2 separate regions of the Homo sapiens genome follow, and region 2 is linked to region 1. Evidence: chromatin contacts called from ENCODE Hi-C or POLR2A ChIA-PET data. All regions are on one chromosome and are shown on one strand. The core of a region is the stretch at or near the end of the contact, and the rest is flanking DNA. Distances in the headings are between cores, read along the strand shown. Region 1 holds the start of ETS1-AS1 (ETS1 antisense RNA 1). Region 2 holds the start of KCNJ5 (potassium inwardly rectifying channel subfamily J member 5).

Region 1 (3,791 bases), core at 615-3,114:
CTCCTTTTTGTGCTCCACTTATCTCTGCTTCTTGATCTCTGGGGTGGTAAATGTTAGTCTTTTGGGGCAATTGATTTGGCATTTTAAATGAAAGTAGTGGGGAGAGGGGAAAAGATTCCACAGTGAAATTGTCTTAATGTAAGATTCAAACCACAACTGCAGAGAACATCTGTTTTGAAGTTTGATGTTGTCTTTGTAACCCAAGAGAAAAGCAGAGTAAGATCAGAGGAAGGCCTTAGCCTTCCACCAGGATGAAACCACCTGCAGCCTTGGACAGTGGGTGAAATCCTGTAGCCCTGGGATGCAGAGCTTCTAGGAGACTGGCTGTCCTCTTCTCTCATATTATTAAAGGATGTTGGTTCTCTTGCCATCTGTGCTATTGCCATTATCCCTCTACCTCCTCAAGAGTCCAATTCAGGACAATTTAAATTGGAATCCCAATTACATGATCCCCAAAGGCTCACAGAGTAGCCTGCATTCTGCATTTGCAGCAATTCCAGGCAACATGCTCAGCCTGCTTCAGGGAAGCACACAACACTGAGTGTGGATGAGACCTCAGAACCCTCTAACCTTGGGCAGCTCCTTACCTCTTCCTGTCTGAGCCATGTTTGATTTGCTGCAAGAGGAATACGTGTCTAAACTGCTGGATTTTAAAATGTCGCTTGGTCTGTGGATTAGGCCAATCCACCCCACATTGTTGGGGCTGCAGATGCAGTTGAATGGTTCATAATTATAGTCTAAAGAAACTGCAGACAGCAATAGAGCCAACCCAGGCCCTTTCTCTCCTGACAGCCCATGCCAAGCTGTCTCCCACAGGGAACCATAGTGTGGTTATCCTGCAATGTATTTGCCCAAAGACAATACATCCAGTGTAGAGAAGTTGGATTTCTAGAAATTGAGTCTGCTCATCTATCTACTCCCATGTCCATTGTATCCTGTCTTGTGTCTCAAGGGTGTCTGGTACTTCTCCTGCCAAAGTGAAATGCAAAGTAAATGCAAGGAGATGCCAGGGAGAGAACTGCTATCAGGGCATCTGGTTCTAGTACTGACACTGACTTTTTTAGATTGTGTGGCCCTGGAAATAATAATTTCCTCACTCACACTCATTTTTCACCTCTGGTAAATAGGAGTGCTGGACTTGGAGAGCACTGATAAACTCCCATTGAGCTCTAACATGTGACAAATCCAAGACCTAAGGTTTTGTCTCCAAAGAGGCACTACAAATGTGATCTTCTTTCAGAATTTAAACTGTCACTTTTCTGTGACTCAAAACAAATATAAATCTAGTTCTCTTCTCCAATCAGGTAGTTCTCGAATTTCTCAAGTGAGGCTGATGCTGGGCAGGTTGCCAGTTTAAGAACTGAGGAAGGGTCTTGAAGAGATTTTTAAATGAAATGTGGTGATAGTTGTTCTATCTCTCGCTGGAGATCGTTCAGGAAAATTGAGCATCCAAGCTATTCTGCAAAGAGATGGCTGTAGACAGACATTTAATGTGATTTCCCACATATTCTACCGTATACTAGATCTTAATAACAATAATCAAATACTAATTCTCACCTAGACACTGTGCTAAATTCTTTGCATACATTATCTCATTTAATCATTCAAATAGCCTTAAAAGGTGTGTGCTGCTATTATCCCTAGTTGAAACATGGAGGAACTGAGGTTCGGGATTGTTTAAATGACTTACCTGTGGCAATTCAGCTGGCTAGTTGGTAGAGTAAGAATTTGAACCTGAGTCTTATTCCAAAGCCCACACTACTATCCTCTTTGTTTTCTTATATTGAGCTTTCCAGGGCAAACAGGCTCCCAAGTCCTCCCCTCTCCCCCAACCCCACCCCACCCTCCCTTCTTCCCTCCTGACTGCAGCTCCTCCTACCCTCATTGTTTATTGTGCCTTCTAAACAATAGCCAATGAGTCTGTGTTCCATTCTAGGGAGAGCTAGGGCTGATTTTATTCCCTGAAACAGAGATGAGGTTGTGACACAAAAAGGTTAAGTGGCTTTGGTGAGGTCACAGAGCCAGCCTGCAGTCAGCAACAGTACCATCTGAGTCCCCTGGCTTGGGTCCCTTAACTGACCCTAAGGCTTTTTGGCATCCAAGTTTAATTAAGAGAGTTATTTTAATTTTCCTTCCTATCTCTAATTTTCCATTTTATTGCTGCTTGATAATGTAGATATTGAAGTGCCAGGCATTTTTCTTCCCTAGTGTGACTTTTAATGACTAAACTTCTCACATAGAAACCACTTGCCTTAGAAGTAAGCTTTCAAAGCTTGTTTCTGTGTATGACAGAGACTGTTGCCTTTTCTCAGAGAAAAATGAGACCACAAATGCAGCTCAGACAGGTTGTTGTTAATTGAGGGCTTTTTTTTTTTTTTTTTTTTTTCTAAATCTTACATTTATACCAGTAAATCAACATCTGTGAGTCATAAACTGGTTCTGGATCAGCCGTTAGTGGTCTGAATGTTTTTGTACCTACCTTCAGTAAAGCATATTTTAGCTCAAAACTCAGAGATTCTTTGTTTTGTTGAAGTTCAAGACTCAGGAGTAGATAACATGCTAGGACACTTCTGGAGAGGGAAAGTCTGTCTTCCATGATTGTTCAACATTAAGTGTATATTTATATTTCTTTTTTATTGAAGTTGGGGTGGAGTTGAGGGAGGAGTATAAATAAAAAAGAAAGTATGCTTTTTACATACTCCATGTGCTTGAGGAATTCCTGTATGAAGGTGACTATTTTCTTAATATTATTGTCTAGCTCCACTCTTCTGTTCCCCAACTCCTGCGGACTTTTCTTGGCCCTTATTGACTTCACGTTCCTAGTGTAAGGCAATTCAGCACTTGGTAGGATATAATTAGCCGAAGTCTAAGGAATGCTTAAAAATACAATTCTGTTTTTTCCCAAATGCAGGAGGAACAGACTGCTGCAGTACAAGCACAAGCACAGAAGTATTTATTTGATTGATTTTTTTTTTTCCTGAGTGCCTTAAAAACCAGATATGGTATTGAAGTATCTTGCCCAAGTGGATGAAAGGCAACGCTTGGCTGCTGTTGTTTGGCTGGTGGGGACACTGAGGCATACATGTAACCGAGTGGACGTGAGTGCTGGGGATAGAGGTTCTGCTCTACTATGAAGGGAAAAGGGCACAGCCTCTGACACTTTTTAGTTCATCTTCACAAGCCAGAGCATATCAAACTCACTTAATCATTGAATTAGGAAGCCCATAGTGACCAAAAAGTTGATAGTTCATCATTCAACACATATTTATTGAGCTCTGTAATGTCTTAGGCACTAGGCTAGGCATCAATGTTTTAGCGTATGATAACATAGAAATATCATTTAAAGTCCATATGAACATTTAGAAAAATCTACTTGTGTCCTAAAGAGAATGAATAAAAATTTCATTTATCAACATTGATTAGATTAATGAAACATGACCCTGGCAGACCTGATCAGATTATTATATCTTAAATATGTAAAAAATATTTTAACATGACCTTATTAGTGCTCTTCATCCAAATCCAGGGTTCGATGCATAACTTCTGATGGCATAAATATTCATAATTAATATCATCTGGAGGTAACTTTCCTGGCAGCCTGTGGTGGCGCCTGGCTATCTCTCCAAACTGCTGCTTTACGCAACCCTATTCCTTGATTTGGACATTCACTCATTTTGTTTCTGTGCTTCAGGACTGGATTAGGAAACGGATGATTGACTATCTGAGTTGTCACTATGGAAGAATTAGAAAGAATAATTTTCCTCATTGCTAGAGTGGAAAGTGTTTACAGT
Region 2 (3,832 bases), core at 754-3,253, 370 kb before region 1:
CCTGAGCCAGCAATTTCTCTATGTGTTGTTTCCTGTCTTTCAATGGTGGCCCTGCTGCTGCTCTTCCAAGAAGCACATACGCTGTGCCCCAGGCCTCCCACTGAAGGCCTTATGCCTCTAGGCAGAATGGTGCCATCTCAGGTGGGGTCCATAGATAGTTTAAAATACCAGCCAAGCTGACCAAACTCTTTATGCCAGAGTCCAACCATGGGCCTCTAACTCCCACATCATTTGCTCTGCCCTGTTCGTTCCTCAGATTCCAGGAAGCCTGAGCGCCTCATTCAGCCAGATGATGCAATTTACACCTGGCTTTGAGGAAAAGCAGGGATGTGGAAAGACAAGAGCAGCTTTCAGAATTAGCTTTTGTTAGTGGAAAGACCCTGGATTTAAAGCCAGAGGACAAGAGTTTTGGAGATAGCAGTGCTGCTGCCACTTAGTGCCTGGAATTCTGTTACCCTTACTCTCATCTATAAAACAGAAGAAATAAGCTCTGCCCCACAGGACTGGTGTCAAGATGAACTCATGTAAACGTATATAGCTCGGCACCTTGGTTTCATAAATATTAGCCTTTTCCTCACATGGAAAAGTGCTTTGAGAACCAGAAAGCCCGATAAACCATATGGCTTTTGATGAAAACGAGGCACATTTTGGAGTCAGATATAGGAGAGAATCTCCCTTTATGAGCTGTGCACCTGAGGCAAATTGCACAGCCTCTCTGGGCTTCAATTTTTCACCTGTAGAATGAGGATGATAATCTCAGCTTATTAAAAGGATTGAAACAGAGTAAAATACTTGGCGTGTTCCTGTTGATCTTCTTCTGGTGTTTGAAAAGGCTCCTGGAACAGGTTTTGGGCTGGTGTTGCTCACCCTGATGTTCAGGGTAGGCCCTAGAACTTTGGGGGCCGGACCTGAGGCCCTCCACAGCCCCTGGGGTTGGAGAGCCCTGTTTGAGGGAAGGCACAGATAAAACCAGGGGGCCAACAGCTCTGCAGGGAGAAGCACTGACTTGAAGAGAAGGGGAGCAATGACAAGGCCGGCCTTCTCTGTTCCCTATCCTCTGTCCTCACAGGCTTGACCCCTGGCCTTTCTGAACCATTTGAAAGCTCTTTAAAAGGAGATAGGGAGGTACGCAGGAAGTGACTTGGGCAGCGAGGGGGGCAGAAATCACAAGGCCGTGTTTCCAGTTTGGCCACACTTAAAAGAGAAAGCAAGATTAGGCTGGGGATCTAAGGCTGAGGGGGGCACCGCCCCCCATCCTGGCCCTCCCTGCTCCCATTTGAAGGAAGAGTCCTACCAGGTGAAAAATGTCCTCCACACCCCACCCACTCCTGGCCACTGTTGCCTCTCAAACCACTGCTGGGAGATCTGGGGCACCCCCAGGTAGCCCTGGTCTAGTGCCAGAAGTGAAGGTGTTTATGGCTGGGCTCCCAACGCACAGGGCAGCCTGCAGCCACGGAGATCTCCAATTTCCTAAACTTGGACCTGCCCTAAGCTTTTCCTTATCCCCCCTGGCTCCCAGTCTAGCAGGTTCCCTGTGAAAGCCTGCTGCCCAGGTGATGGACACCTGAGGGTGTCATCCTGCCCTCCAGAACCCGCGAGCTGGGGGAGAAATGGAGGAGGAAAAGAAGACAACTTACTTGTTGAGATCGGAGCTTCCGAGTCCCACTGATGCTAACTTCTGGGGTGTCCCTTAGCGGCGGTGCAGGGGGGCTCAGGGCTTTTGAGGGGACTCCCCAGCCCCTGCCATGACCCCACGGAGGAGCTGTAGCTGGAACCTCTCCCTGTTGTGGGGTCCTGTGGGCAGAGGTACCTAAGCCATCCTGTCCCTTCACTCGCGGCCCCTTGGGTCACTCCCTTTCTCTAGCGAGAGCAGCTGGAACAATCTCTCTCTCTCTCTCTCTCTCTCTCTCTCTCTCTGTGTGTGTGTGTGTGTGTGTGTGTGTGTGTGTGTGTGTGTGTGTCCCCTCCTCCCTCTCCTCTCTCCCTCCGTCCCTGGTACAAATGAATCTCTGGGTAGTAACGCGACTGGAAGGGCCACCGGCGTTGGCGGCGGGGGGCGGGCTGGGGTGGGGCGGGGGCTCCATGTGATCCGGGACGCCGTCAGCTCGGCAGGACTGGGAGGGAAGAGGAAGGCGGAGAGAGAGCCCGGCAGGCATCCAGCCCTCCGCTCGCGTCCCCGCGGCCCCCTGCGCCCTCCCCCGGCTCCCCCTGCCCCCGGCTGCACCCCTGCTGCGGGGTGCCAGGGACGGAGACCCGCGCGCGCGCGTGTGAGCGTCCCATGCCTGTGTGTGAGCGCCGCGTGTCACGCGTGTCCGTGTGTGAGCGCCGCGTATTTAGTGGGTGCGGTGGAGCAGACAGAAAGAAGGGAGAAACTATTAGGGCAGAAATCTTGGCTCGGAGCCTCGGCGGGGCTGCTCAGTCGCTCCGCGGTGCGCTAAGCGGACGGTTGGCAGCATTTCGCCGTTTCCCGAGAGGGATGGAGCAGATGGGGGGATTCCTTTGGGAAGGCGGGGGAGCCACAGTCTGGGCGCTGCATCCCCCGCCCGACGGCTCTGATTCCCGCCGTGGAGTGAGGGTCCGGGGGCCTGATCCGCCAGCTGCAGGGGGAGTAGGTCCAGGGACAGGACCCAGGCTAGCTGTCCCCGGGCTCGCTGCTCACCCCGGACGATCTCTCCCCGGCGTGCGGCGGCGGCTGGGCGGCGATGGCTGGAAACGCGCCCTGCACGGACAGGAGGCGGGAGCAGCCCGGAGGGAACGGAGCTCAACCTTGCCCAGGCGTGGGCAGAGCCGGCGTCCTCCGCGCCACCTCCCGGCTCTCCCTTTTGGATTCCTACCTGCCTTGAGGACAGATGATGACCAGAGTGTGTTCTTTAATTCGTGGAAGCCGTAGGAAAGGCAGCTGCCAGGGCAGGCTGAAAGGGAGGGCTGCTGTCTGGGGAGGGCCGGCAGGTGCCTCTGAGGACCGGTCTGTTCGGGGTGGCCCTTCTCACCCGGTGGTGTTCCTTCTGGCCCCTCTCCGTTACCCAGCCTTTTGGGGTCAACACCCCCCCTGCCAGCCCCCTCTCTCAGGGCAGACACAGCTGGTCAAACGTGGGGTGCCCTAGCACCTAGCACAAGTGCTAGGTGAATGATGTCTACGACCAGAAAACTGGTTTATTACGTTGCAATGAGAAAAATGCTTGTCACTAATACTGGAGGGCACCAAGTCCATCCTCTCCTGTAAGGACAGTGACAGGGAAACTTAGTCTCTAACAGTGGCCTGGGGGTCCTCTTGCCTCGGAGACCAGCGTACACACAGCCCGTTGCCCAGGCACCCTCCCCTGGGACAGAGCACAGAGCGGTCCGGCCAGAGTGGGCCTCCTGATTGCCCCTCTTCTCTCTGTAGAGGGGGTGATTGTTAAATGTGGCTGCAACAGGCCCTAACAGGAAAGCTCTGTGTCCCCTTAGGGGACTCAGCTTGCCTAGGTGCTCACGCACTGCACCATATGTTGTTTGACCTCAGGGCTTAACACTATTGTGGAGAAAGTTCTTAATTCCCTAATTGCCTAGTTCTTGGGAGAGGCTTTGGCTGTGCAGTTCTCAGGTCCAGATAACACACACTATAATCATCTGCTGAGCCCTGAGGAGGGGCTCTGTCCTGGGGCAGCAGTTGCTTTTGGATTAGGTATAAAGACCATGATATTCCTTTTGCCATTACGGGGTGGGGGTCAGGGGACCTGGACTGACTTTAAAGCAAAATATAGGGTGCTCTGGGAAATACTGTTTTGCAAAGATTTTCTCAGTGATGGGACCTTGGATCGGGAGACAGAAAAATTTGTGTCCAGGTCTCACC

What was found. A loop is a pair of places that touch in the nucleus more often than their neighbours do. ChIA-PET counts read pairs that join two places held with the same protein, here RNA polymerase II (POLR2A). Pooled maps may share reads with other maps.
Region 2: a loop to region 1 is called in a map of ascending aorta, with 2.6 times the contacts of the local background. The contact joins the promoter of KCNJ5 here to the promoter of ETS1-AS1 in region 1. A Hi-C loop is called at or near these places in 1 of 168 maps with a recorded cell type or tissue (ascending aorta) and 1 of 50 pooled maps. POLR2A ChIA-PET finds 5 or more read pairs at or near these places in 2 of 52 experiments (GM12878 and activated CD4-positive, alpha-beta T cell).

Annotation. Positions count from the first base shown.
Region 1 is chr11:128,524,215-128,528,005 of GRCh38, reverse strand. ETS1-AS1 (ETS1 antisense RNA 1) reads right to left here and starts at 1,864. Exons shown (of 4, transcript NR_120581.1): 1 at 1,691-1,864; 2 at 588-1,473. All of the region lies in intron 3 of ETS1 (ETS proto-oncogene 1, transcription factor), which reads left to right.
Region 2 is chr11:128,889,527-128,893,358 of GRCh38, reverse strand. KCNJ5 (potassium inwardly rectifying channel subfamily J member 5) reads right to left here and starts at 2,003. Exons shown (of 3, transcript NM_000890.5): 1 at 1,638-2,003.